Linked DNA regions of Mus musculus: all the other regions are linked to region 4. The links are chromatin loops, found by intact Hi-C in ENCODE. Cell type or tissue: left cerebral cortex. All regions are shown on one strand. Each heading gives the region's core, and the rest is flanking DNA. Links, peaks and the distances in the headings are about the cores only. Region 1 overlaps Csrnp3 (cysteine-serine-rich nuclear protein 3). Region 2 holds the start of Galnt3 (polypeptide N-acetylgalactosaminyltransferase 3). Region 3 holds the start of Gm52514 (a long non-coding RNA gene). Region 4 has its middle 54 kb from the start of Galnt3.

Region 1 (7,477 bases), core at 833-5,832, 240 kb after region 4:
GACTAGGGAATTGCTGTGATAGGCCTGATCATGTGTAAGTATTTATTTCATATTGTATTAGATATAAGCATTGCTTGGACATCTCTGAACACATTGATGAAAAAAACACTCTGCAATAATGATGATGAAAAAGTGTTATTTCCTTTAATATATTTCTGATTTACTTTCGTAAGAGAATGGGAAGACCAGAGGAAAGGAACAGAATATATCTTAACGATAAATAAATAGTCCCCATTCAAATGAAGATCAGGTTATGCGATCTGCAAATGTGTCACTTTAAAATTTTAAATTGCTAGATTGAGTAAATAAAAATGTACTTCATCCAGTTCTATTTGAATTTCAGAAAGAAAAAAAAGAAATGGATGACATTTCAAGCATATTTATGGCTAAATTATTATTTTTTTGCTTATATGAAATTCAACTTAACTGAACAGTCTACATTTTAATCTGACAATCCTAATTGCTCCTGATAAGGAAGTAAGCTTAATGTGTAATCAAAAAAAAAATATTGAAACAGGAAACAGGAGCTATACCAGATGAAAATCCATCGGGAAAAAAAAAAAAAGAAAGAAAGAAAGCCAGCTCACTAGGCTGAATCACAAATTCACTGAACAATGGGGAAAATGAAGATGTTGAGTGGGACTGGTCAGTCAAGGGCAGTCAAGCCCGATGGCCACGGAAGGAGGAAACCTTTCAAGTAACACTGGCCTTGCAACTGTTTCTTTATAGCATTGGTTCTCAACCTCTCTAATACCAGGACGTTGCAATACTGTTCCTCATGTGTGGTGACCTCCAACCATAAATTTATTTTGTTGTTACTTCATTACTGTAAATTTGCCATTGCTCTAATTCATAGTGTAAATACCTGATATGTAGGATATCTGATATGCCAACCCTGTGAAAGGGTTGTTTGACCTCAAAGCAGGCGAGACCCACATATTGAGAAACGTTGCTTTATGGTGCGAGCTCTTTCTCATAGACAGAGAGGCAGTGTACCAGGAACAATAGGTTCATGTCACCTAGTCAGTCCTTACTGCATGAAAGTGATAGGCACATGGTTAATATTTAGAGAACATTTCCCCAGAAACAATAGAAGCCATCTAGAAACTCCTTGTTCATGTTTGCCTGGGGAAGGGTTAATCTCTGTACTAATAATTCTGTAAACAATTTAAAAGGGAAAGTAACGTAAGATTAGTAAAAGAAATCCTCTTTCTTTTTTATGCAGCAGTATTGAGAAAGCCAGTTATAATATCTGCTTTACAGTGTGTAAATGAGGGCATTGCAAGGTGTGTGTGTGTGTGTGTGTGTGTGTGTGTGTGTGTGTAAGTGTGTGTGTGTGTGGTGTGTCAGGACTTGTCAAAGAATAAAACAATCATGATTGGATTTTTTTTCATTCTTTTAACAAATTCTTTAACAAATTCAAAATGCTTAGACACTACAACCAAGTTCTTTTTCAATGAACTTGATCATATGAGAATGCTTGCTTGATTTACTTCATTGGTACAGAAAATACCAGGGTCTGGATGAAGTCTTATACACAAGATTTCTGTCCTTTAACTTGACCCAGGATGGGAGGTGATGTTTACGGTTTCTTCTGGTTGCCTCACCAAGTTCAAAGAGTGAGTTGAGAGCCACCGCAGACACAGTGTACACACTGGAGAGAGGCTCCTTTTTGAGAGAAGGTGGGCCAAGCTCTGGAAGGAGTCTCATGAGGCACAAGGACACATCAGCAGCCAAGCTGCCCACTGGACCCCAGTTCTTGGTCATCCAGTTGACAGTGGGAAGGTTTGATGTAACATTAAAGAAAAGAGGACTCAGAAATTTCATATTATACATTACCTTTATTCTTTGGGGCAATCAATTCTTAATCAAATGTTCCTAAATATATGGATAATTTTTTAAATGCTAGTTTGTATGAAATCCTTTCCATGCTTAATTTTTTAAGCTATGTTTAATTTCTGATGTTCTACCCTGACAGGATCATATTAATAAAAACAATGACAAAAGTCCTCAGTTTCTGTTAAATAAAACCATCATTATTTAATCAGTTGTCCTTCTAAAATGAAATTACTGCAAAGTTCTTTGTGCTTCTTTTCAAAGCCTTTCATTCGGAGATTTTCTTTGTTTGCATCTTAACAATTTTTTTCCTTCATTTCTTGCTTTTCCCTATTTACCAGACTCTCATACTCTTGCATAAGTGGTGTGCAGATCTGAGATCCCTACAAGGTAAAACCACTTCTTCAATACATTTTGGTTTTAATACATCCTCTATGGATGCTTCTATGTTGTGAACACAGTGGAGAAGCTCTGTGTATCTGTGTTTGTTTTATTTATGTTTTGTGCCTACTGCTTAACAATATTTCTTCCCATCTTCTTCAAGGTTTTGTTGTTGTTGCTGTTCCTTTTAAAAGTACAACATCTGTAAACTAGGAAAATGTAAGGCAACACAGTTGCATAAAGGATTAGGGAAAGATGAAGGATATTCGAATTTCTTGTGCTGTGTGCTATGAGACACACAATTAGCTACTTAGTTAAGGATTTTTAGTAATCTGGGTTTAGAACTCAGAGTATGTCTGCATCATGCCCTTTTCTACTTTTCCAATAAACTTCAGTGAGGTGACGACAGCACATGAGGCTTTATTGAAAGTGAGAAAGCACACATATGCGCATGCGGAATGCTTCTTCAAGAACAACATATCGGTTTTACCAGTAGATATGCTGCCATTCCAGGCCATGAATCAGTGAACACTATGAAAGCATGAGGACATCTTGGAGATGTATCAGTCTATACGTAGTGAGAAGATGTATATTTTTCCCTAAGAAAGTGAAAGTATCTTCGTCCCCAATACTAGGGCCAGTTCTGCCTAAGCCCATTTGGCAAGAAAGCAGCTCCTTTGCTGCCAAGAGGAGCAGGATTTGGCACAGATTTCGCAAGGTGAAGCCCTGTAGGTGTTTCTGTGGGGCACTACCAATGTGAAAAATGCTGCTGGTGGGTTGCCAGTGGGAGAAACAGAAGTCAGCCAACGCCTCTCTTGTCCAGGTGTCTGTGGAAGCCAAGAACCCTGGCAGCAATCCTGCCTAATAAATATTTTTGTTGGAAGAAATGACTGTGGGATTTCCCCAGTGATGTATGAATCCCCCGAGTTGGAGACGTCTGTGACTTTGAGTTAAAGATTTTTATCTTCATTCTTATGCAGTGAATATCAACATTTTTTGCCATCTGATAATTTGAAGTTTAAGGAGACAGAAGCAATCGACCCTTCCCTCTCCCCCCAGAGGAAAAGTGTACAAAAGCACAAACATATATGGCATCTGTTTATGGGATCTGAGTTTAGGAAGCTCTTCTCTGGTTATTAGCTATCTTCCCCTCCACTTTGGTGAATAAAGAACCTGGAGGGATGGCTCATTTGAGCACATTCGTTCGCAGAGTCAAAAGAACTTTGAGGATCCATTGGCCCCATTTGCTTTCCCAGATGAGTGGGTTACCCAAGTTAAAACACAAGCTCTGAGCTGCCTTGTTTTGGAGGAGGAGCTAGGGATCAAATGTAGTGCTTCAGTGTGCGAAGCAAGTGCTGTACACTGGGCTACCCCCTAGCACTACAGCCTCATGTTCTCTGGCATGCATGAAAAGAGCCCGAAGTATCTCTCAGAATATCCCTTGCAATTTCATTGTTCTCCCTTCTGCCCCACAGCATTCTTAAACAACTACCCAAACTGGTGTCTATCAGTCTATCAACCTATAAGTTTGTGACTGGGTGACAGGGATGTTCTAGGTTGGAGTATATTTCCCCAAACATCTGCCTTTCCTAAAAGATGGCTATATTGCCCTGTTTCAAACATAGTAGTTCTAATGAGAATTCACTGAGTATTCAGTACAAAGCTAATAGGTGACTTGTACCCTTTTTCCTCAAACCCTACCACATAGCTTTAATAAAGGATACCAAGTTTTCAGATGTCTCTATAGACCCTTAGGTCAAAATTTTACGATAGAGCCTATTGTTCTCTGAAAAATATTTCTTGACCTGTAGCAAACTGGGTTTAAATGGCTGCTCTGCACTGGTGTGACCTGAGTGAGTCTGACACTATTACAACTGCTGGGCTCACCTGATGCTGGATCATATTTGAATGTACAAGTTGCCACGGACTAATATGTATTCCAGTGCTTGCTCAGGACGCATACTATCATATCTGGGTCAGATACTAACAAGTGGTATAATTTTAAAAGTGCTTCTTGCCAAGTGTGGTTTCCACGTCTATCAAAATAAGGGGTATGACAACATTAGTAAGAGACTCTAGGGTAGTCTCCTCCATGGCTTGCAGCTAAGTGACAAAGACTGTGGCCTCTGAGTAAGAAGTGCTACCTACCTCTGCACAGTCTCTTCCTCCTCAATGCACAAACTGAATGACTAAATCGACTTGTTTTGTTGAACAACAAAGGAATTTTTTCTGGCTGGGCCTGGGACACACCTTAGAGGCTCCCCCATGCTGCTATGTGCTTTGATGTGCCATTGGGGTTGGCATTTCTGCAGGAAAGCCAGACCGTGGCTTTTTAAAGGCTTTGCCCTTAATAACTGACCGTCTGTTATTTGGAAAAGTAGTTAAATTGATTACATGCCAGTCTAAGAGTCAAAACACTTTCTCCAAGGCCAATTTTTAGGGTGTTCGGTGGGTTTTGTTTGTTTGTTTTGTTTTGTTTTGTTTGTTTTTCTCATTAGCGAGGGGAGAGAAAACCAATTAAGAAAATAAGAGGCTTCTAAACCTGTTGAAAATGCTCATCAGCCTGTTACATGCTCATTTTCCCATCCTAACAGAAAAAAGTCTCAAGTGAAGACAATGGAAATGTTATTTTCTATGCTTGCTATTAGGACTTAAAAACCAGTACTTAGCGTAATGTCTTGAACCACTGAGGAGACTAAACGCATTAAAAAGAATAAAAGGACTATGCAGACATGGAGGAATCACTATTACAGTGGCCATAAAATCTAACCCTGTCTCTCCTACTTAGCACTTGAAGTTTTCTCTGTCTGTAGAAAGTTTCTGACTGAATAATGAAACAGACTAAGCAGTGTAGCTGAAGGGTACTTAGGAGCTCTGGTAATGTTTTCCTTGGAGGAACCATCAGGTTAGTGTGAAGGAAAAGAACGTAAAATCCACAGCACCATTTTCCTCATAAAGCATCCTGCAAAGGGCATGAGAGAGCAACAAGACCACGCTTCACAACCACACCCATCCACGCGGCACAGAAAAGAGGAAATTTCAAAACTTAGGATTTGTAAGAAAAATAACTTCGCACATTCTTTAAAACGAATCACCACCCTAGGCAAGACATGGCTATTTATCCTCTAAAACAAAGAACAACTGGCATTCAACCTGAAGCTGACATTGCATTGGGCAGCAATTAACACATGTAATCTATGTGGTAAGATTCAATACCTGGGTTTTTATATTTAACTAAATGTCTGACCAGTACCAGTTAAAACGGGTCCATGAAGACAACCACAAGTCACACACAAGTCACACCACAGTCATCAGTATCTTTTCAAAGATGAAAACTGAGGTTTGTGACTCCGCCCCTCCCCCCCAAAAAACCAGTTCCAAAGAAACAGAGTTGATCAGAAAAGGCACTTCTAGCCATCCTACTAAAGTTATTTACAATAAAATAATGTAGATGAATTTTCTGAATCTCATTTGAAGACCTCTGCGATTCAATCAATTCCAGCAATGCTTAAGCAACATTACAATTCATGAGACATTTAAAATCGCAACGAGCCTGTGACATATAGGTCATTTCACTGAGCAAACAAATTAGTACTCCTGTGTCATCAGGTGAAACTTAAGATGTGCCAAGCTCTGTCTGTACTAAAAATAATGAATGAATTTCCAAGTCTTCAGATGCAGTGGACATATCTGAATGGAGCCAAGGTGAGAAAGTAACACCTTAACTGCATACACAAAGCAAAGGAAAAAATGGGGAAACCTGTAAAGGTTATAAAAATAGCTCTACACATGGTTTCAGCACACCTGCAGACCTTTGGAGATTTGAAGTATCTACAAAATCACGTGTCATTTGAGCCCCAATAGCCATGATGGCTGCTCCCTCTACTGTCTCCTTAGAACTCAAGGCATTAGCTCTTAGTGCGACTTAGGTTGACTTTCAGTGGAGATTCAGAACATTTTTTTTTTTTTTTTTTTTTTTGCTTTGGGAAATGGTCAGTAATAGTTGCAGAGATGGCATCAAGGTTGGCACTTGAATCTACACTCTTAGCTGCATTCTTGTTCAGCCTCTGCCCATCCCATGATATGGGACTGAAATCACATAAAACCAACAATATAAGAAAAACACTTACCTAGTAAGGTCACAGAATGCAGTATTAGATACTGTATTTTCTAAACATGTTTTGGGTTTTCCTGCATTTACCTGTTCTTGCTTTAAACAAACCACTCAGATTTTAAAGCTGGACTTCTTGGTCCCGTTCAAATGTTGATGTTGAAAAGCAGATTAGAAACTGGGCGTGGCGGTGCACAGCTGTAATTCCAGCATTTGGGACACTGAGACTGAAACAGAAGGACCTCCAAAGACTCTAGGCCAGCCTGAGCTACATAGTGAGTTTGGGACACTCTAGGCTGTACTTTTTAAAAATCAAAACCAACCAAATAAAGTAAGAAAGAGAGAGAGAGAAAAGCCTATAACGTACAGAACTATTTCCAGATACTGTATCCTTGTCCTCCCAGCCCCTTTCAAGACAAGGTTTTTCTGTATATCCCCGGCTGTCCTAGAACTTGCTCTATAGACCAGGCTGGCCTTGAACTCAGAGATCTGCCCACCTCTGCTTCTGAGTGCTGGGATTAAAGGTGTGTGCCACCACCACCAGGCTTGTTCTCATTCATAAAACATTTCTTGGCAAACTAAACTCAGGAAATCAACATTCCTTCAGATTTACACAGTTCTTCAGAGTGTATTTACATATTTACAAAAGTGGTATTAAGTACCATAACCCATATTCTGCTTTACCTGTAGTATGTTTTCAAATGTACAGGATCATGCAATGCTATCATATGCTCCCTGGGCCTGGGAACAATGTGAACCATGAACATGTGTAAGGACAACTCAATGCCTGTGAGGATTCCTAAGCTTGCCTGGAGGCAAAGCTACTTCCACTGTCCCATTGGTAAGGCGTCTGTGAACGCACCACCATACTTGGAGAATACAGTTCCTAAAACTAAAGAGGCGTATGTGGCTCTAATCATTAGTGAATGACACTAAAAGTGGGCCTATTTTTATAATGTGCTTAAGAGTTCTCATTTCCCTATTAGATATAAAGCACTGCCAAATTATTGTCAATCGTCTAATATGGCAGTCTTCTTATAAAAACAGGAGTAATTTCTCATTTATTTCAAGTTCAAGTGAGTACTCTGAGGACAAGATAAAAACAAATTTTGTGTGTGCATGTGTATGTGTGCATATGTGTGCACACTC
Region 2 (7,477 bases), core at 1,292-6,291, 54 kb after region 4:
AAGTGTGTATATATTTTCAAAATTCCGGATGATCATTCTGAGACTTTCTGTAAGACAAATAAAACAAAACAAAAACAAGAACTCCAAAAGAGTCCAAATGAATAATACAAATTATGTGCTTGTGATGACTTCATTGTGTTGACTAATATAATGTCAGATTATGTTGATCCGTTATTTTTTGATTGCTCATACATCTGTATCACTTTGATGATATAACACCACTTCCTCCTCTTTGCACCAATAGCATTTCCAATCTTTTATTCCTTTTAGTAGACATTATTTCAGTCTGTTTGGCCTTTGAGCCAAAACTCCCAGTTAGACTTTGAGCTCAGAAGGAGGATTCCATGAGGGAAAACTGATCTAAAGTCTAAGCCAAGGCACATGTTTCACACTGCCGTGAATGAGGCCTGATGCATCAGCAATTAAACAATTCATGAGCTGAACAAAAATACAGAATATTGGCCATAAGTTCCCAATTTTACTTATTAAACTATATAATACTTTTAGAATTCATTTTTTACTAATTTAATTTTATGTAAGTTGTTTCAATTATTTCTTCCTGTTCATTATATATTTTTTCCATGATGATTCTCCACCGTATGCCACTTAAATGAATTTGACTGTAAAAGAATTTTGTATGGACTCACATGATACTCTTAAGAAAGGGATGTGTCCCTTGGGAGGGAAGGCGCTTTACATCGTGTCTGATAAAAGAAAGGCCTCTGAGAGTTGGTTGCTTTTCAAACCATATCCTTTAGATTACCAACCCACTATTTTTTTCTTCCTTAGATTATTTCTCTATATGATCTGAAGCCAGTCACTCTTAGCATCTATGTTGTGGTCAGGATGCCTTCCTTACACACTGGGGTGTTATTGATGGCTTGTTTTGTTCCATCTCATGGCACTTGACAGACTTATTCAGTTCGCACATATTTCCCGAGAAGCTACCACATATCAGGGGATGATCTTGGTGCTTGTTTAGACATTAACCGAAATGATTAACCAGTGAGGATCTAAAGTCTACATAACTTAGCAGCTTCTAACTAGTCACAAACTAGTGTTCGAACATACATGTATGTGTTGGGGAGAGAAGAGGTGTTTGTGGCAGTTCTTTCCTGTGTGAAGTCTGCCCTGTTGCCTAACTTTTCCAAATATGTACTATTAAACAGGCTTGTCTCAGAGACACATGCATGCACCAAGCCTCCTGAATTTCCACTTTGTGAGGAGATGTTAATTTCACTCCTGTGAAATAAATGATTCATTTCGTAATTTGAGTAGAATGGTACTTCCAAGATTCTTATATCTGACTAGACTTAGGATATTAAACATTTCAGTACAATAATAGTTTCTCTTGGCCTGTAGCATTTTAAATTTAATATGAAGCAGAAACACTTTTAATTAATTTTTAAGACCTTGCTTTCAGAATGATGTGAAATAACAGTTCAGATACCGTATGAAGTGGAACAAATATGCTAATTCAGAAACACTGAGGGCTTGGCTGCCATCTCTGTCATCATAAGCCGAGCAGTGAATTTTTTCTATAACCTCGAAACACCTTTCTTATCTTTTCTGGCCACTCATCTTGCAACTTGGGGCCTATTTTCTCTCATTCTCTTTTGGTAAGCCTTCCCTAGCTGCCCTTCCCAGTTGTTTTCTGCTATGACTAGTCATCAGTGCACCTCCACCTGCGATCCTATACTGCCGTCCTGTTCTGACCCTGCTCCTGTCAGTGGAAACCGTCACTGTTAGCCTCCCGGTGAGGAGTAAGAACTGACCATCTTCGGCTCCACGCATCCTTTAGGGTGGGCAGTGCACAGGAAGGGAAGAGGGATGTTGTGGTTTATACACTTAACATTTCCTCCAAATCCCCCCAAAGATGAGCACTAATCTCTCTCCATTTAAACACAAGCAGCAAAAAGACGTTGCAGAACCAAAAAATTAAAATGAGTTTTGGAAATTAATGTTTTTAGTTTTCGGCCCACAGATACACAGTAGATAGTTATTATGGTAATATACACAATATACACGTGCCTCTTAAATCTTTATTTTCAGGGGAAAGAGGAAGAAGGAACTTTTAAATGATAATGCTAAAATGTCATACAAAAGTTCCTGGATGCCTACAAAACAATTGGAAATAAGCAAAAGAAAAAAAAAAGTTACCTAAGTTGCCGAACTATATGAAGCTATATGAAGTGAAACTATACTACAACAAATGTTGCACATAAGCCAAGTAAAACTAACACCTGTTGATAATGTACTAAGATTTTAAAACTTAGTTCCAGTTCACATATAAAACTCATAAGTTAGGAAATAAACACCGTGAGTGTCAAAATGTGGGAGGAAGGCTTCCATCATTCTTTATAGGAAAACTCATCACTGCGGAATCAAACAGGTCGCCCAGAGTCTTTAGCTGTTTTTCCACTTCCCTGAATACTTTTGAGAATAGTCAAATAAAAAGTTCATAGAAATGTGTAAAAGCAATTTGAAGTCCTGGTTTTGAGTGTCAACGTCTCCAGAACAGAAGGCATAGTGGAAGGGGTGGGGGGGCACGGTGTAAGTGTCTCAAACACACTGGCAAAGCCTAACATGTTTAAGAGTGTAGGTTCTCACCTTGCAGAACAGATGTTGGCTTTTAATCTACTCTTCAGTGAAAACAATTCCTTTCCAGGAAACCACAAACTCTGCCCAAACCCTGGCAGAGGGGTTCTCCCCGAGGGCGCTGCTATCCCTCTCCTGTGGATATTGATTGGTTGGTCTTGCAATAGATAGCAACCCAGGAAGGGGTGACGGTGGACCCCAAATCAACTGAAACTTGACCAAAATACCAGAAGCTCTACTTTGAAAAAGGGAGTCGCCTCCTTGGGACCTGAGGCTTCCCTACCCTAGCGCCGGCGGCCAGAAACGGAAACCACTCGCTGCGCTCAAGTGAGAGGAGTGATGAAATCAAGGCTACAGGGGAAGGAAGCTCACCAACCTAACTGGTGACAAAGCTGCTGAGCCTCGGGAGGAAAGCAGCACGGTCTCCCAGGGGTCCCGGGGAACGCCGCACCCCTGGGTTTGGACCACCCGGAGAGGAAGAGGAACCGCGTGGGGTTAGGGGTAGGGGGAAGTGCGGCTCAGATTTCTCAGCGTCCCTGCCAGTGGGCTCTGGGTACCAGGTGGCCGCGGCGCGGGGCAGCGCAGGCTCGGCACTGCGGAGGGCTGGCGGGCGGGCAGCGCGCGGGCGGCGGAGGAGTTTGCTTGGCGCGCGCCCGGCCGGCCCGCGGCTCACCTGGAGCGCTCAGGTAGGACCGGGGCGGGGCGCGGGGCTGGCGCGCAGGCGCGGGATCCGGCCTCGCCCCTGCCGACGTCGCCGGCGGGAGCTCACCTGGGAGACTCGCAGAGGAAGAGGAGCCTCGGCGTGGCCTCGCTTGGCAACGCGGGAGGCCCGGCGGGAAGGCAGGAAGCGGCGGCGGAGGAGGAGTTGAGCCGAGCGGCCACGAGAGCCACGGCCACCCGAGTCGCCGGCGTCGCCACCTGCACTTGGCTCTGGACCCCCGCGGACAGAGCCCCGGCCGGCCGCCGCTTCCCGCCGCCTGCCCTGCCCACCTGCCAGGTAAGCCGGCGTCCAGCCGACCGGGCTCCCGCAGTCCCAGCAAGGGGACAGCGTGCGGGACGGCCCCGGAGCTGCCCGCGGCCGGTTGGACGCGGTCTCGAGAGCGGGTTTCAGTTGCTCCCCCTCGGGAGAGGCCGGCGGGGATACCGATCACTCCTGTCGCCGGGTCCCCTCGGCAGCCCCAGAGCCTCACCGGGGCAGAAAGTCCCCCTGGTACCCCTGGGCCCCCTGATAGTCCTCGGGAGGGCGGGTCTCTGGCGGAGGCGCTGCTCAAGGCTTGCCAACTTGGGCTAGCAGGTTGCCTGCCCACTCCCGGGTACCGAGTGGGCCAAACCCGCTACGGGGAGGGCTGTGGTTGTGCCGGGCAACTTTCCCCGCTAAGCCCAGACAGTCCTAGATTGGAAAACGGCGGCAGCCAGAGCCATCACGAAGCTTGCCGACTGGTTTGGAAGGCGCTCGGTGGTCGGGACCTGGGCATCCCGCGCACTGCACTTTTCCGGGTGCCCTCCCCGAGCCAGAGCTGCGCCCACTTTCCGGTTGAAGGTGGCAGAGTCCAGGTCTTTGTGGCAGGAGGAAATGGAACTGTGGTTCACCAGCTGCCTCCTCTTAGAGGACCTGTTGACTTAAGGACCAATGTATCTCGGATCTGGTGTGCCTGTGGCATATGACTCAAAGGTTCAAAAAAAAAAAAAAAAAAAAAAAAACCAACTTTGTTTCAGCATCCTGCCACGTCTGAACCTGGAAGTGCCAAGCCCAAATTCCTGTCTACCTAATTAGGATTTTCGAAAGCCTATGAATTAAGGTTGAAACTACTCTTAGCATAGACTTAATACTTAATTCCTTCCTTCTGTTTTGGGAACTCCATCAAGTTACCTTCCTCCCCTTTCTGATTTTTTTTTCTTTTTAAGAAAATGTTTCTAAGTTATGGCTTGATATTGAAGTTACACTACCTAAGGTACATCTGAACTCAAATACTTTTGTAAAAATTCAGAAAGTTACATTTGAATTTGAGAGTTTCTGGTTGTGAGAAATTCCACTTTTATCATCTAACTTTGAGTTTGTTACTTAGACATATGAGTTCAAAACCACACCCTATAATTATTTCTTTTTAACCTTTAACATCAACTGAAACCTAACATGCATGTTAGTTGAAACATTCTGGGCAGTGTATTCATACCAAGCATTTCTTATACACTGTTTTAACCAACATTTTTTTTTCATAGAAAATTTTATTAATAAGTTCCACTCTCTAGGTGTGTTTAGTTCTGCCTTTACCAAGTTTTAAAAACATATATTTAGGTTGTACATGCTTTCTTTCTATATATTTTTTAAAAAAATATTTCTAAATATATATTTAGATTGTAAAATACTTAGCCATTACATGTTTCTTAATGAGGTGTAATTAAAATTTTTTAAAAAGAAGAAAGAACCCCACCCCCACCCCCCCACACACTATAACAACACATAATTGTTAATTCAACCAAGGGTTTTCAAGAGCCTCACCCACCTTCTTAGTCATGTCTCCATCCTGAGAAACTGACGTGCTAAGTGCTATTTGAACATTGAGCAGATAGTACCCCCTAAATTTTGACTCTCTAACTACTGGGCAAGCATTATCAGACCATGAAGGGGGCAAAAGTAATATGTTCCTGTTAGTTGTAATAACAAAGGGACATTGGTTTCTATCTGTAAAGGATGGGATTGGGGGTGGGTGGGGAGTGTTTTTCTATAGCACCATCATGAAGACTTAAGAACCGTAGAGTATCTTCGAGTGCTAACATTCTTGGACTCCCCTTCCTGCCTTGGCCATCCAGTCAGTCCATCCTGATTGAATAGCTGAAGCCCAGAAGGGTGTTCTAACTGTAGTGCACCCTGCAGGTGCTAGAGATAGCATTATTCTGGTGGCTTGACTGCGGGCTCCCAGATCGTACTATCTCACCACTCTCCTGCCCACTTATCATAAGATGCCTATCTTCTTCTTTCACGGAGTTTGTAAGGGCTTTGTAATTATAGGAGAGTCCATTGTTCTGGGGCCAGCTCTCCTCTCCTCCCATTTCCACCTTGCTCTGAGTAGACTCGGGCAGACTTGCTTTCCCCTGGCTGAGGTTTCACGTGTATATTGGCGGTGCCATATGGACTGAGATTTTTAATCCCTTTTTGGTATTTCTGAGACACAGTTGTTTTTTTTTCGAGCCAGTTTGGATGACATTAGTCAGTTCTGATCTTTTATTATATTGGCTTCAACCATATTTTATAAGGCATAGACCCAATGTCTCCTATCCACTTGAAATAATCTAGACATTTGGTTTCAAGTACACTTCCTTAAGACCAGTGCTGTAAAAACATTTTTTTAAACCCACAATCCTCTAATTTGAAATATTCTGTTTCAACCCAATACATGCTGGTGAGTATGTATGTGTATAAATGAAATGAGTTTCACAAAACAATATTGTTAGTGACTGTGTGTGTGTGTGATTTTCAGAAGCAATATCTATCTAACCTTAGAATATGGATGCTCTTTTTTTTTTTTTAATTTGCCTTCCTATACAAATTGATTTCATGTCCGCTAATGGCTGGTACCTGTAATGCTAAAATGGTACTCTCTTGTGAATACACATGGTTTTAAGGCTCATTGTTCTAAAAGCTTACTGTCACACACACAAATAAAAATTTTATAAAATCATATTGCACTCCTACTTAAGCATTTGGTGGAGGCTCTAGGATATCGACACCAGATTAATACATCAGGGCTACACAAAATCTCATTCTGTATTATTGTACTTTAAATGGGTTCTTATGCTGTAGTATATTTATGGACAGGGAAAAAACTAGAAATGCTTTTGTGAGGGCATATTGATGGTAACAATTATCAAGTCAAAGTTTGAGACAGAAAAATAATTGTCACACACACACACATACACCTCAGTGCTAATTTTGTTCAAAATTTATGGCTGAGTTCTAGTTCTGTTGGAAATTATGAAAAAAAAATTTGTAGGGAATGCATAGCCCAATTTCATATGTATGTATGTATGCATGTGTATTTGTGTGTATGTATGTATATATGTATATATGTGTGTGTGTGTATGTATATATATATGTGTGTGTGTGTTTATGTATACTTATATAAATATATTTTATAAATATATATATATATATATTCTGTTAATATTTTGACTTATTATGAAACAGGTAGAAGAGATAAATTACAGGAATCATTTCCATAAAATACTAGATTTAGAATTTAGATTAAAGTGCTGATTTATGACTTGACAGAGAAGATCACAGGCTGCTCTTCCAGAAAAACCTTCAGTTCCTAGCACCCACATGGCTGCTCACAACAGACTTAATCCAGTTACAGGAGATCTGACATTCTCTTCTGGCCTCTCTGGGCCTGCACACATGTGGTGCACACATACATGCAGACAAGACATCTGTACATTATAAATATATACAAATATATTGAAATAAATCAGTAAATTAGATCAAGGCCGAGAGTATTGGTATATACCTTTAACCCAAGCAGGTGTGAGGCAGAGGCAGATACTGGTCTACATAGTGAGTTCCAGGCTGACTGAAGCTACATAGCTGAGATATCACATTTAATGCCCCCCCCCCCCCAAATTAGATCCTTGTGTGATTTGTAGGGATATAGTCTTGGAAAATCTGATTGGGGATAATTAACATTTTCAAAGACATTTTTAACTTGAACCTTTCCTCCTTCAGAAAATATTACTGTATTTTATAATTCGAAAATGGATAATACAGAAATCATCTAGTTCTCAGTTTACAAGTTGTTGTAGCACATTTGGAATAAACAGATCATTTGTTCGTCTAAAACCTGATCAAGAAGAAAGGAGGAGTTTGTGGTACCTAGCCAGCTGT
Region 3 (7,477 bases), core at 1,407-6,406, 250 kb after region 4:
GTTCAGAAAAAAAGAAAACCCTGAATTTTTTTGCAGTCTTAAAAACACAAAACACAAATTCTACCTCATAAACTCAACTTAGTGTCCTGAATAAATGTCATAGTGTCCCCAAAGAGTGATAGAGTTGAGCCTGGCAATGAATAACCACTACCAAGGAATGTCATAAATATTTGAAATAACTGTCCTTCACTGATTAAATGTCCACACACTTCTGCTTTGGTCTCCTCCCCTCCAACGGCTCTTCATTTCAGAGGAAAGATGCTGTTGCCGAACTGCCCCCATTTCAATCATTATAATAAAGTGACTCCCTGTTCTAAGTGTAAAGAAGGTAATTAAATCTTTCTACTGTGTACTAGTTTCTTACATGTAAGCTTAATAAATTTCATTTTAAAACGTCAATAAATACAGACCCATAAAGCAGTAATCTCATGACTAAATGCCTATTTTGTACCTTCATCCTCTCTAAAACACACACACACACACACACACACACACACACACACACACAATCTGTAATGCAGGCAGATGCACAGTCAATGCCAATGAAAATAACATACTTTTCTCATTAACATTGAAGCTACTGAATTGTTGCATTTATATTTCTTTAGTGATGTGGGTAAACAGTTGAATTGTGCTGTCTCAGTTTACTTGATGTGAAAATTAAAAAAAGCCGTGTGAACAATGAGTGTGAGTACACACTTTTTTACTGTAGGATGGATTTACTATGATGTAATCACACATTCTACAGAAGTGTGATATTAGTTGAGGGAGGGAGTCTTCATCCTGCTATGAGATTTACAAGGATCTCTTTAGAATCCTGATTTAACTGAAAGAAAAAGTCATAGGAAGTTGGAGATGTAAAATTTTACACTGTCTGAAAAAATTCAAAGACATTTAATAACAATTTAAAAAAACCAAAGGTATTGAAGGAGTTTAAAGCAAAAAATAAATAATCGCTTCTCTAGTAATATTTTCAACAATGCAACCGAGAACAAAAATTCTCCAAACCAAACCCCAGCCTAATATAAAAACGTAACTTCTTAAAATTATCCTTATAGTGCTTTTCAGCTACAAACAAAAGAATTCCATTATTTAATCCCACATACCTCACAAAAATCTTTGGCTGGAACTCAGTACATCTTTAAAATATATATCTTTAAAAATGTAAAAAAAAATCATAATTTACTTAAAGATTTGTTTTAATATTTATCTAGATATTTCAACCAGGTAGATTTTCAAAATCAACACATACCCAAAAGGGGAAATTATTTAGGAACCTAGACCCAACTGTTTCTCTCATGAAATACTCAGTCAGAACAAAAAAAACCCCAAAAATAGTGAAGCAGGAGGGAAAAATGAATAATAATCAGAAGAAGAAGAGGAAACTAGCAAAGGACAGCTTGAAAACCAGCAACAGCCTGCCAATTGCCACAGTGAATTTAAATAACCAATCACCATCAGTGTCTTTAACAGAAATAAAATCAGGCGCATCAGGAAATGTCATCGTACCTGCATGCACTTTAAATGACTACGGCACACGGCACACGCTGTAAAATCTTCAGAAATAAAGCACACTTCCTTTAACTGCTGCAAAACACGGCTGCAGAAGCCCAGGATACATTTTTTTTTTTCAGGCAACTGATCCAGCTTTCAGCCAGCCCCGTGACCTCTGAACTCCCTTCTGCCCCCTCCTCTTCTGCAGTCAAAGCCTGTGCTGCTCTCATTTGCATAAGGTTCAGGCAGTGCTCCAGCAGCCAAAGCGGAATGCTGGGTAAGGAATTGTGGAGCTGCAGTTCGCCCAGGGTACCTGCATCCTGGAGCACCCGGACCCGCAGTGGGGAGTGGGCATGCTTCACCAGGCTGTCAACATCGCACCCGCTATGTCCATTAACGGATAAAAGATTTTAGCGGTTGTTTCAGCCTTGCGTTACTTGTTTACGGCCTCCCCCACCATAAGAAGCTGTCTGCAGCGACTCTGGTAACCAAGGAAACCCAAATAGTCAAATACTTCATTTAAATACGTGAGGAAGGCCAATTTAAAATTGTCATTAACTTCTCTTGTTTTGGAGACATAGCTCTTTTTTTTTTTTTAAAGTGGAATATGTATCGTATGCGTAATCAGACATATGGGATGTTTTTGTTGTGGTGGTTTAAACAACAACTTACAGACATCCATTTACATTAGGCACTCTACACATTAGATGCAGTCATTTCAGTAGTCTTGAAAAATGTTAAATGTGCCCAAGTGCCTTAGAGATCATCATCTAAAATGGTACCCAAAAATTAATTGTAAAGATTTTACGTCCCAGGATGCCTTTAAAGGGTAGAGCAGTGAAAACGTAGAGCAAAGTTAGACTGCGTATTTAAATTCGAAGAGTCACCTCATAGAAATGCCTGTCTTTCTTTCCCAATGAATTTGAGCGGTGAGCTATTTATTATTTGTTATCTTGGCTTTGATTTCCTATCTCAGCAATCTATTTGCAATACAAACTTCTGTATTACTCATAAACTCAAGAGCTACTTATTTGCAGGTAAATATTACGTATGTATATATTTTATAAATATCCACAAAGACATATTTTCCTTTTCTGAAATATTGAACCAGTAGGAATTCTGATCATCATAGGGTTGACCCAGTCATTTTCTTAAAATTAAGCTAATTTCTTTTTCTTCATATGTTAATAACTAACATCTATAATATAAAAGGTTTTATAAATGTTTTCCATTTCTGGGAAGAATCATAATATGGAAAATAGAAGGCAAATAATTACTAGCATCTTAATAAAGTACAAAATACCTTTAAGTAACATTATTGACATTTTTCATTTAAATTTTTTTATTGAAAAATATTAGACATTTTACCTAAATACCCTTACAGGATAGTGAAAAATATCGGTAAAGTCTGAATCAAGTATCTTCTATAAGAAATACAAACTAAGGTAATATAGAATTTTTTCATACAAAAAAGTGAAGCTTTTTTTATACCTGCAATTTATTAGTCACTTGGCTTTATGTATTTCCGCATACACCAAATATTAGCTATTACTAAATTAAAATTTTCCGACCTATACATTTTTAAATAGATAAACAACTTTTCAGTTTAAAATAATAATATCAGCATTTCTGTTTATTTGACTCCATCAAAAATTGAATCTTGCTGGGTCACTTCAAGTGCACCTTTCCTATTTCCATTTGAAATACCTTTCAAAGTTTTTGTTTAAGGCAAAAACACCCATCAGCCCAACCTAATTTAAATGCAATCAAATACCAGGAAGTGTTGGGGGGGATTTATAAAAAAATCACCGACCTGTTCAAACAGCTGTAGTCGAGTCCTGGCAGTCTTTATTCATTAGAATCCAAAATAAATTGATTATCATTTTACAGTATGTGTCAGCATCACGGAAGGCATCGTTCTTCCTGGTTCAGTGGAATCTTCTTACATTTCCCGGCCCCGTGTTTTATTGCTGGTACCATATGCTTTATTGTTCCGAGACAAGAGCTTCCCTCGCACAAAGACTCATTACCTACTGCTTGCTGCACGGCATCAGCCTCAGCCAGGCTGCCTATATGTGATCACATGGAGCTCTGTCTGAGCAAGCCAGCCTTGCTTCTGACTTCACTGTGTCTATGGATATTTTTATCAGCTGACTCTACGAGAAGGAAGAAAACAGCAGATAAGGGACTTGCCCTAAGACATTAATGAAGCGCGATTAGGGAAATCCCCATACTAGATTTTATTATTGAAAATGATTCGACAGCCATTTAAAAGGGGAGAACTAGATTTTATTTTAAATAAGAGTTTATATATATATATATAAAAAACCACTACCACCAACAACAAAAAACTTGCTCAAGCCATTTCCTACCTTGTGTTTCTGAAAGTACTATTTATAAATACCATCCAATCTAATGAACCAATTGACCACACATTTTTAACCTTTCAATTGCAACTATTTCTTTTCTTGGTTCCCCCAACCCCCACTAAAAGGCCAGAGGCTGATTCCCTCAAAATTTCTTCCAGTAAAATTCCCATCACTAAAAGATACAACATGTGAATACAAATAGAGACCAATTGTTTTTGATTCGGAGGATGAGAGGCTTAGACTCTCTTTACTGAAGTACATAAATGAGGTAGGTGATTAATTTATCTCCTCAAAAGGCAACACATTCCTAGAACAGCTGACTACAATGAACAACAAAGATCCCAAGTTAAAGAACAGATGGCTCTTACTAATTCTTAAAACCGCAGTAACTTATTTTAGACAGCTTACCTCAGTGGGGCATATGGTTTACCTCATCTGATTTTAATGCTAACAAGTCCTTCCAGAGATGATTTCTCGACATTTATGGGAACCTTTGGCAGCTTTGATACTGTTTCAATACACATATACTATGTATGTCTGAGTACATCCACACCAGCTTTCCATAACTAAAGTCTCAAAACTTGAAAATCAATTACAGATCTTCAGACAAACAAACAGACAGACAGACAGACATACAAAACCTACATGGCTGATGGAATTTGATTTAAAATTCCATATATTTTATGGACTATTTGGTTGATAGGCTGCCTGACTTGAATTGGTATTTGAAAGCTTTTGACTCAAAAACATCAATAATTATCCGGTGGCAAATACATGAAAATTCCACTAAGATCATGGAAGGAAAAACCAAAAGCATCATAAAATGATGAGAAAAATGTATTTCCTACACCATTAGATTGATATACAGTGTATTCTAATGGCCCTTGTAAACATGTCAGTACTTAGAAAGAATGAAGGTACATACACTCATGTGCCTATTGATGTGCACACATGTCAACCTACAATCAATAAACTCTTATTTTCTAAAAGGAAAACGATACAACGTAAACATTTTTCTCAGCTGAACTTTAAAAATGCAGAGTAACTCGGTGTGACTAAAAAAAAAAAATAAGTTCTGAAGTGAAATGATTTTTCACGGTTTTTCATATTATTTGCAGGGTTAGTATTGATCTGGAACATTTCATGTCTTGTGTAGTAAGTTTTTCTTAGCATGAAAGGGATACTGGGATATACTTCCAGTGCCACCATTTTCAAGTGTTTGCTCCAGAACACCCATGTTCATCTTCTGTTCTACAATATAGAGACGCAGAACCTTGGGCCATAAGTGAAAATGCAAAGAAAAAGTTCCTGTGGAATCATCATCCTCTGGCTTCCTAAAGGTGCCTGTGTTTTGGTGACTACCTTTGATGACGTCAGCATGCTAATGCACAAGGAAGTAAACAAAGGGCAGCCATTTTTTTCTTGTATTATATCACTTCAAAAGAGGGAGATAAAATGGCTGCCAAGTAGAGGAAAAGACCCTGGTTTTTTTTTTTTTTTTTAATTGTTATTTCAGAGTTCTTTGGGTGCTTCTGTGGGTCAGATCATGGGAGAGAGGAGGAAAAAAAAATCCATATATGTGTGATTTTCTGTCTAGTTATGAATATAAGGATATAAGAAATAATTTGATATAAGACCTGAAGATACATGAAAACAATATAAAAATAGCTAAAACAAGTGTCTAGGAAAATGAGGAATATCTGATAGGAAGACTTTTCACACAATCTATTAAATGTAAACAACCTGAAATTTTCATTTATGTGGAGAAGAGAAAACTAAAGGTAGATGCCAGAGGCAGAGAGATCTTGAAACAGGAAGACTGGATCACGAAGTAGTAATAGTCCTCTTACTTCTTCCTTAAATGACCATGGTAAGTTATTGTTAAAAGTGATACCCTAATTTCCAATTCTGTAATGGGGAACAAATACCTTCTAGTTAGCAAGTCATGGAATACATAGAAATTCTTCTACATTTCAACTCCACAAATTAGATTTAACCAAGCATTAGCCATTGATATTAATAATAAAGAGCCATAGGTTATAAAATCATAATAACTACTTACAATCATTTTAATAAATTATTTTATAACAAAAGCAAGTAGGGCTTTGGGAGAAAACGATTGTCTTTATATAACACATTTTTAAAAATGGAAGACATTTAAGAAATAATTCAAAATCTCAGGAACTTGCCTTGTGATTAAAACAAATGAGAAAATAGACACTTCACCACGACCAACATTCTGGAATTCTGTGTCTGCAACATGGCAAGAGACGCTACAGCAGCGAGTCTCACATTACACAATAAACAACGGTGTTTCTGCTTCTGCAACACTTTCATCAGCCAAGAGTGCCTCAGATTTGTAACTGACAGAGGAAGACGAGATCACAGCTTAAAACAGTGAACTGTGTCCAAGATTAAAGGGTGCTGTAGTTTTATGATATTGAAAGTTGTAAACAAAGATAGTTCATCTCTTACTATTGATTCTGACTACCTTAGCTTTCCTCTGAAGGCAAATTGACATCATAGAATCACTTGGCTTCATCCTTTTTCCTTCAAAATAGGCAAGGATTATTAAAAGGAATCTAAGATGTTTGCTGTTAGTAACACAGACATAGACTATTGCTAGAAGGATGATCTACTGAACAGGAAGACGCACTGTCCTGAGCGCCTATGTTTCAAGGCTGTCTGTCTATCTGCCCTTTACCCCAGCACCTCCTGGTGAGGTCGCCCTTGATAAGGCTGCCCATCATTTCCTTCCACTCTATTAGGGAAGTGAGTAACTTTGCCATGTCAGCTTAAAAATCCTGGAGCAAGGCAGTCCAATTCAACAAACATTTATTGGGAAGCTCCCATGCCTCAAGCTCTGAGACAGTTGCTAGGGATATAAAAGTGAAATATTAACTACTTGCTTGAAGATTGGAATCTCTTTACCTTAAAAAAAACAAACAAACAAGTAAATAAAAAAATAAGAAAATAAGAAAACTGCTGCCTGAGAACGTGATTGAGTGGGGGTGACACAGGAGAATTGCTTTAATTTTAAAATCTTATCATCCCAAATCTATACTTCACGTAAAATCAGTATAATGTCTTTATGCTGAAATTGTCTGCTAAAAAAATGATGTAATATAATTGAGCAGCATGAGACTATTTTGTTTGTTTTCTTGTTTTGTTTTGTTTCGAGACAGGGTTTCCTCTGTGTAGTTCTGGCTGTCCTGGAACTCACTCTGTAGACCAGGCTGGCCTTGAACTCAGAAATCCACCTGCCTCTGCCTCCCAAGTGCTGGGATTAAAGGCGTGCACCACCAACGCCCGGCTAGCTACTATTGCTGGTGTATCTGTGAGGCTGTGAGGTCCGCAAAGAATGAGAGGTAGGGTCAACGTCATAGGTAAAGGAGACAGTTTAGCCGTTGACTAGTTCGATGAAGTACTGCCCACCCACAAAGTATTGGAAAACATGGGTAGCAACAGCGAGCTTGACCTGAAAGTGGTGACTGGGCAGAAAAGAATCTAGTGGACAAAAAGATGGAATACTTAAAGCCTGGTGCGATAAACTGGCCTTTAATCTTGTTTATGTCTTAGAAAGCTAATCGTCCAATGGCTCAGCTACCGGTCCC
Region 4 (7,477 bases), core at 1,460-6,459:
TCTGTCTCCCTCCCCATAGAGACTTCTCTGGCTTCCTTGGGTCCAATGAACTGACTGGACAGCAGCCTCCCAATGAATCCAACTTTATATAATCTAATCTGGCTTGAATTGACTCATTTCACCAGCAGAGAATAACTTATCAGAACTCTTTATAAAATTGCATGGGAAGGAAACTGCTGCACTCATGCACTTCTGGTTGAGACCATGCAGGACAAATGAGAGTCTGTCCCCGATCAGCTGTCCTGTTTCAAGAAGCACCACTGTGAATCCTCTGGGATCGAAGTGAGGGGTAGTACTGCTCCTTCCTGCCTGCTTCTGGTGTTACTGAGCTGAACTGTCCGCATGAAAACAATAAAATGGCCAGCTATCGTCACATCTACCTGATGATGGATTGCTATGCAGTTAACTATTGTCAAACTCAGTAAATGTTTTCCAAAGATACTTAATTGTCAAAATTTTTAAAGCTGGAAAAATATAATTATTAAGGTTGTATATTTGCCAAAAAATATAGACCCATATATAACAGTCACCACGTACACACAAAACTGAATGTATATTACCCAATTGTTACCTGAATTATAATTTTTTTCTTTGCCATGATGAAAGTTAACAACTATAATAAACATTTTATACTAAGAATAGGGCATTTAAAATTAAATTTAAAAGTTAATTAAAATTTAGAGGGAAACCTTTGCAAACTTCCTTTTCACTGTTTAAAGATCTTTTCTTGGTGAAGATGAGTCAGGGGGCAAAAAGCTGACCCTCAATTCTTAAACTTTTCTAATTGTTCCTAGAAAATATATTCTAATCCCCTGTGATTGCCAGAGATCCAGAATTGGAAGAGAGAAAAGAGACTTCCAGAAAATGAGTATGAGTGTAAAAACAACTGAATAAGGGAACACAACGAACACATCACCCTAAGGGGCCCAGAACACAGCTTTAGGAGGACAGACAGACCTGTGAGCTGGCCACTTGCCTGCATGTTGGGCTTTTGAGTAGTAATGGGGTTTTAATGACGATCTTCCCACATTAAATGGATTGGAATGGTGGAAATCACTAATGGCATTCAAGGTCACAACACTGGGTATAAACAGTCTTACATGTCACCGGCTCCTTGGAGGAGGAGGGGGGCCCCCTCCCCCTTTCAGGTTTGGATAAACCTTCCTTGAAGATTAGTGACACCCTAAAGAATGGAAGGTGAGGAGGCATAATAGGAATATATTTAGATGTGAGGACAGAGGAAAGACAGGGTAGAAGTTTTTATTTGCCTGATTACTTTTTAAGATAGATGTATTTTATATATTGAAATGTTAATGGGGGAAAGTCAGAAAAAAATGAAGGCACAGGAAATAACAGATGGGGAAATATAAGGAGGAAAACCAGGGCCCTGGAACTTTAGAAGAATGAGTGAGGGGTGAGTGTACAGTTCCTGTAAAGGAAACGGGGGGGGGGGGGGGGGGACACAGAACTTCAGAAGGTGCTGGCCGGCACATACAAAGGTGGCTGGAGGAACCCTCGCGTTAATGGGCTTCCGCTGTATGAAATAATCTTTGACCAAGGGCAGCCCCTTATCCTACAGAAACATGGCGTCTTATCCTACAGAAACATGGCGTCTTATCCTACAGAAACATGGCGTCTTATCCTACAGAAACATGGCGTCTTGGCTCAGACTTGAGGAATTCTTCATGTATTTCTTTGTTCCTGGTTGTGGTTGCTGGAAGTCGGGCCCTCCTGACTTGAGCTGGGGAGTGGCAGGGTGTGGCACTGTGACGTAATAAATCACACATAAATCTTAGGAGCAAAAATGTGCTACCTACCTCCTAATGCTTTTATTCAGAACCAGATGTTCTTTTAGAGAAATGCTTCAAGCTACGATCTGCCTTCCCGTGCTCGCGCATCAGCGCATCTGGCACAGTGCCTGTGAATGTAATCTGAGCCCATAAATGAGAAAAGCTGAGTAACCAGAGGATTGCTGAGAGCCTCCTTCCGAGGGGACGGCCTCAGGAGGGAAGGCAGTCTTTAAGTCAATCAATTTTCACATAGTGTTATTTTTATCGTCTTAAAAGCAAAAAAAAAAAAAAAAAAGAAAGAAAGAAAGAAAGAAAGAAAGAAAGAAAGAAAGAAAGAAAGAAAGAAAGAAAGAAAAGAAATTTTGGCAATCTTAAACTGTTTTTAAGAAAGCAGGGATATTTTGAGAAAGTAATTACTACTTCCGTTTCTGCCCAAGGCAGCCTAGTTGTATTTTTAATGTGGGAAGTGATGTAAGAGCCTGGGAGAACACTTTGCCTCAAGACCCGGTGCTATGGCGTAACAGGCAGCATCACACTCAGATTCATCGCGAACACTGAAAGGCTCACTCGGCTTATCTGCTTTCAAGAAAACTGACGAGCCAAAATACCGAACTGCAGGAGTGTCAAAGCCAGACGTCGAAATCAACTGATTCAATATGTGAAAACTGGTAACTGATGAATGAAAACTTCTGTTCACTTCCCACCAGGACCAAAATCACAAAGTACAGAAGATACTTTGATACAAGAATTACAGAGGAGAGGAGTGTGTGTGTGTGTGTGTGTGTGTGTGTGTGTGTGTGTGTGTGTTGCGGGGGCGGGGGGGTTCCCTTACTTTCCAGCATGAGGAGATTCAATATCTAATTACCCTGCCCACCCACCCACCCCACAAGATGATCCCACAAGTCCTCTGTTTTCCACACACTCATAGAAAAACTCATATACACAGAGACATATAAAACAAATAAATGTAAGAATCATTGAAATTTCGATTTAAAAAAAAATCTATTTTTTGAGCCCAGAGTGTAGTACTGTGTCGTTTCTGCAGTTAGTAAGCATGTGTTCATGCATGAACACACAGACATGGGTCAAGCAGGTGTACTTTGCATGTATACATGCATGTTTTAGGAATCACTGAACTCACATCAATTCCAACTCATTCACAGAGCTCTTTCCTCCCGAATCATTTACACGAGGCTTCACACTGAAATCCCAATCGCAACACATTGATTTCTCATGAATCCATCTAAAGTTCAGAATTGCCTTACCCAAATAACCATAACAAACAAACCCACTGAATCCCATTTGTTACAGTCCTCCCTGCCTACGTATACACACACACACACACACACACACACACACACACCACACTACCAACTTTGATTTTCAGTCCTGGTAAATGCAAATCTACTTTAAAATGCCCCCATAACCATATCCTAGTAGCACAAAGCATTTAAAAAGTCACACTGAAGAAATTTCTTGCTGGTAAGAGTATATGCTGTGCTCCATAGAGCAGCTTTGCCGCCTCCTTGTGTTTCTCTCCTTGCAAAATGAATTCCATCTTTTCCCATGCCAGCACTGTCATACTAACGATGTAGTGACAGAAAGTTGAACAGGAGACTCTGCAGCTTTAAGCAAAGCACCATGGGGTGAAGAATGAGAGTTGAGCACTTTTGTTAAAAATTGCGTAGAGAAACGGCGTTATTAGAAACTGATTTATCTTCCCATGGACCCTAAGTATTTTCAGATTCTGCTGTGATGCTCTACATGGCAGCTATAAATATCTACAAAAGAACTCGGAGGGAAATGTTTTCTTCCTATATTATTAAAACTATGAATTTCTGACTCATAGCAGCCAACACTACTTTCCCTTCCACCGATCCTTTCAGACTGCTGCCTAACTCATTGAGTGAATCTTGGTCTTTCCTTGCAAAGGATTTATTTCCCCTATTCTTTATTTTGTATTTACATTTTATATCTGCTTTCTTGAGTCCTGCAGACTCATAAAAATGGTTTTGAATAGCATAGCAGCAGAGATGATGGGGAGGTCAGCTATGTTAATTTCAAAGTGCCCCAGACTTCAGTGTGAGGTTGCCTAGCAACCCATCTCTCAGGCCTCCTTTGTGGGTGAGAGAAGAGAAAGCAATTCTTCTGTATACTCTCAAGCTGAGATGGCTTTATAAAGTGAAAAATCCTTTGCAAAGGGTCCAGCATAACCCCTGTTTCTCTTCTCCTGCCCACTCTGTGCACTTTACCCATGATGAGAGAAAGACCCCATCCTTTGATGCTTGAGATCTGATACGTACATAAAATAGACCTAGGTGCAACATGGTCAAACGGCACAAGTGACCTCTTTCCTAACATTGGATTGAGATACATTAATTAAACTACTCAGCTTCCCCTTTCTTTAATATGAAAGCACACTTTCCCCCTCAAGTTCTTAAAGCCAGTAATGTTAAATGAAACAGCAACTGCCTGCTGAGCATCGGTTACCATAGCGACCCAAGCCAGTAGAGGTGTTTTTCTCCGTAGGCACAGGATGGCTGAAATATGTCCAACCAGGGGACGCAAGCAACATGCTGACTAGAAATCAGCATCTGGGAGGAGCCTGCTCTGTTCCCTCTTATCCACACGAACTAAAAATAAAATAAAATAAAATAAAATAAAATAAAATAAAATAAAATAAAATAATGAAACCTTCTGCTATTTCCTCAACAACTGAGAATTGGACTTCAGTGGGTGGCAGAAACACCCTGTTGAAGCATATAGGAGAAGACGGGGAAAGCTACGGACCAGTAAAACCCACATCAACGGCTGAGAGATCGTGACGAGATCCACTGCCTTTTCAAACAGCACTAAAAGTACAAAATGAAAGGGGTCAGCTGGAGACTCACATTGTAAAAATACTTATGTCCAACTCTTAAAATCATTTATAATCTATGCTCTATCATTAGTTTCTGAGCAGAGAGCACAAGAAGGGAGCACATTTTGGTTCAGATCAATATAGTTTTACTGGACAGTCTTTCTGACTTAGAACAGTGTGAGGCACACTGCTCAGTACTCGTCTGACTGGCCTCCAATCCTGGATGAGTACCGAGAGGCCACATAGCATCTTGGGCTTTTGCACCAAACAACCTAGATTTTCATCTTGGCCCCTTCTTAACAGTGCAACTTGGGGCAGATTTTCTAGGCCTTTGTAGTCTCTGTTTTCTGGTATTTAAAATGGTACTTAAGAGTAGATTGTTGACATGCAAACAAACAGATAGATGTGAAACAGTTGATCCAACACTGGCCCGCTGTCTGTCAGGAATTTGGCATGAGCAGGAAATGCTCACACAGCAGGTAGAAAATGCTCTGCCTTGTGTTGTGCTTAATATGGGAGTAGTAATGCAATCCCAGCCAAAAGGACACACCCGCACGGGAGCCTCGCTGCAGATTTTCACACACACATTGGTTGCTATGTCATCGTCTGTGTATCCTGACACTCGCACCCCTTGAGGGTCGACCTCCAGGACCACTTCAAACAAGAAGCTTCTTACTCACATTTTACAGCTCAGTCTTGTGTTCCTAGCAATAACTTGCCTTTACAGAAGTAGAGAAAAGAGTGGACAAGGGCATCCAAGTGCAGTTCACTAATGGAGCGGTCAAGGTTGCTAGCAGTTATATAAAATGCAACATGTGTTAATTTCTCAAATACCTTTCCTGAGCACTCATTTTCTTTTATTTATTTTTTGTTTTTGTTTTTGTTTTTTTGTTTTGTTTTTTTGAGGCAGGGTCTTTCTGTGTAGCCCAGGCTATCCTGAACTCACCTTCTAGACCAGGCTGGCCTGGAACTCACAGAGCTGAGTCTGCCTCTGCCTCCCCGAATGCTGGGATTAAAGGCCAGGCACTCATTTCAACAACAGTGTGATTCCTGGTAATTAGCAAGTCACTCTCACAGCTTATGAAATGTGTATCCCTCTACACATTGCAGACTACTGAACCCAATCCTTTTCGGTCCAGAGATGAGGGGTGGAGCTCAGATTATGACTGATTTACTACATCCATTCACAATGTGAATATATTTACATATGTATATACATATAAACAATGTTATATAGTGTGACCCTACACACACCAAGGGCTCATGAGCTCAAGGCAAGATTCCTAGTGTGCTGGCACTAAAAAGTATTAGAAATTTGCAGACGTGAGACCTAATGAACAGTGATTGAGTCACCTCAGTACTCGCTTCTGAAGGGTGTTTCTCCCAAGACTCCTGTTAGTGCCCCCCCAAACTAGATTATTATTAAAAAGTGTCCATCTCTGCTTTTGGCTTCCTGTTTTACTCTGTGATCTCTAATTCACTATATTATGTTATGAAACCATGATACATACCATCACTGGAAGCCAGATCAATGGGGTGGCCCATAACTGGCCACCAACTTCCAACCTTGTACGCTGAATAAGCCTTGCTTTCTCATAACTTATCCACCCTCAGGTATTTCATTATAGCAACAGAAAGTAGGCTAAGGCATACATAAGTATGCATAGGCACACACATTAGCCATGAAGTTTGTTTATTTGTTTCAGGTTCACAGAGGCATAAAGTGTTTCACTGTTATCTCAAAGTAGACTCAAAGCTCCCCCCAATCTAGCTGTGGACAGGGCTGAGCTTGTCTCCTGTTCCTGAATGTTTGTATTCATTCACCTATCTAACCACTTATTAATTCCAGTGAAGAACTCTTCCATGCTAAGCACTGTGCCAAGCAGAGGGCCCTCTCACATGACAGAACCACCTTCTCCAGGGCTCACAGTGATGGCATTGCTTCCTTGGTGCAAAGCTAAGACTGCACCATATGTAGTTCCCCAGTCCCTAACAGTATACACAGGAGCAAGGGGAACAATATACATAGGTCTACAATAATAGATAAGAAAGTTGCTAGGTGTGGGGCAGTGGTGGCGCACGCCTTTAATCCCAGCACTTGGGAGGCAGAGGTAGGCAGATTTCTAAGTTCAAGGCCATCCTGGTCTACAGAGTGAGTACCAGGATAGCCAGGGCTATACAGAAAAACCCTGTCTCAAAAAAACTAAGGAAGAAAGAAAGAAAAAAAGAAAGAAAGGAAGAAAGGAAGAAAGGAAGAAAGAAAGAAAGGAAGAAAGAGAAAGAAAGAAAGAAAGAAAGAAAGAAAGAAAGAAAGGAAGGAAGGAAGGAAGGAAGGAAGGAAGGAAGGAAGGAAGGAAGAAAGAGAAAGAGGGAGGGAGGGAGAGAGAGAGAAAAGAAAAGAAAAGAAAAGAAAAGAAAAGAAAAGAAAAGAAAAGAAAAGAAAAGAAAAGAAAAGAAAAGAAAGAAAGTTGCTAGGTCTCAAGGTGTGCACTACAATCATTTCTGCTTGCTTCGTTAGAACCTGTCTCTATAGGACTAAGTCCGATAGCTATACCAGGCATAGCTGATCATCTATATTTTAAAACCATATATTAATTAGAAATAGAGAAAATATTCAACTTTCATTGAAATAGCAATTTGAAATATGGTAAACTGTTTTTTTTATAATTTTTAAAAGTACATTTTAATTAGAAATATTGGTGTTTTGCCTTTGCATATGTCTGTGTACCATGTGTGTGTGCCTATTGACCTCAGAAGATAGAAGAAGACACCAGATCCCTTGGATCTGAAGTTACAAATGTTTGTGAGCTGCCATGTTGGTGCTGGG

What was found. A loop is a pair of places that touch in the nucleus more often than their neighbours do. Peaks named below come from ENCODE experiments on the same cell type or tissue, not always from the same donor. Only the 100,000 strongest peaks of a DNase experiment are listed, where the experiment ranks them.
Region 1: it touches region 4 in a loop (2.4-fold over the local background); 3 of 42 quality-filtered maps call a loop at or near these places.
Region 2: a loop joins it to region 4, with 2.1 times the contacts of the local background. A loop is called at or near these places in 2 of 42 quality-filtered maps.
Region 3: a loop joins it to region 4, with 2.3 times the contacts of the local background. A loop is called at or near these places in 3 of 42 quality-filtered maps.

The regions. Positions count from the first base shown.
Region 1 is chr2:65,936,077-65,943,553 of GRCm38, reverse strand. All of the region lies in intron 3 of Csrnp3 (cysteine-serine-rich nuclear protein 3), which reads right to left. Among named protein-coding and RNA genes, the nearest start is that of Gm52514, 11 kb to the right of the region's middle. In left cerebral cortex, for the core only: no CTCF peak of the experiment used is centred there; a DNase peak (open chromatin) is centred at 2,952; H3K27ac peaks cover 221 bases.
Region 2 is chr2:66,120,642-66,128,118 of GRCm38, reverse strand. Galnt3 (polypeptide N-acetylgalactosaminyltransferase 3) reads left to right here and starts at 3,326. Exons shown (of 11, transcript NM_015736.2): 1 at 3,326-3,595. In left cerebral cortex, for the core only: no CTCF peak of the experiment used is centred there; DNase peaks (open chromatin) are centred at 3,031, 3,359 and 3,860; H3K4me3 peaks cover 1,650 bases.
Region 3 is chr2:65,926,221-65,933,697 of GRCm38, reverse strand. All of the region lies in intron 3 of Csrnp3 (cysteine-serine-rich nuclear protein 3), which reads right to left. It overlaps Gm52514 (a long non-coding RNA gene), which reads left to right and starts at 5,145. Exons shown (of 3, transcript XR_003953842.1): 1 at 5,145-7,477. In left cerebral cortex, for the core only: no CTCF peak of the experiment used is centred there; DNase peaks (open chromatin) are centred at 2,292, 3,539, 4,234, 6,178 and 1 more place; H3K4me3 peaks cover 2,378 bases; H3K27ac peaks cover 3,665 bases.
Region 4 is chr2:66,174,871-66,182,347 of GRCm38, reverse strand. No RefSeq gene overlaps it. Among named protein-coding and RNA genes, the nearest start is that of Galnt3, 54 kb to the right of the region's middle. In left cerebral cortex, for the core only: a CTCF peak has its summit at 3,354; DNase peaks (open chromatin) are centred at 3,687, 3,858, 4,300, 5,104 and 3 more places; H3K4me3 peaks cover 1,474 bases; H3K27ac peaks cover 1,749 bases.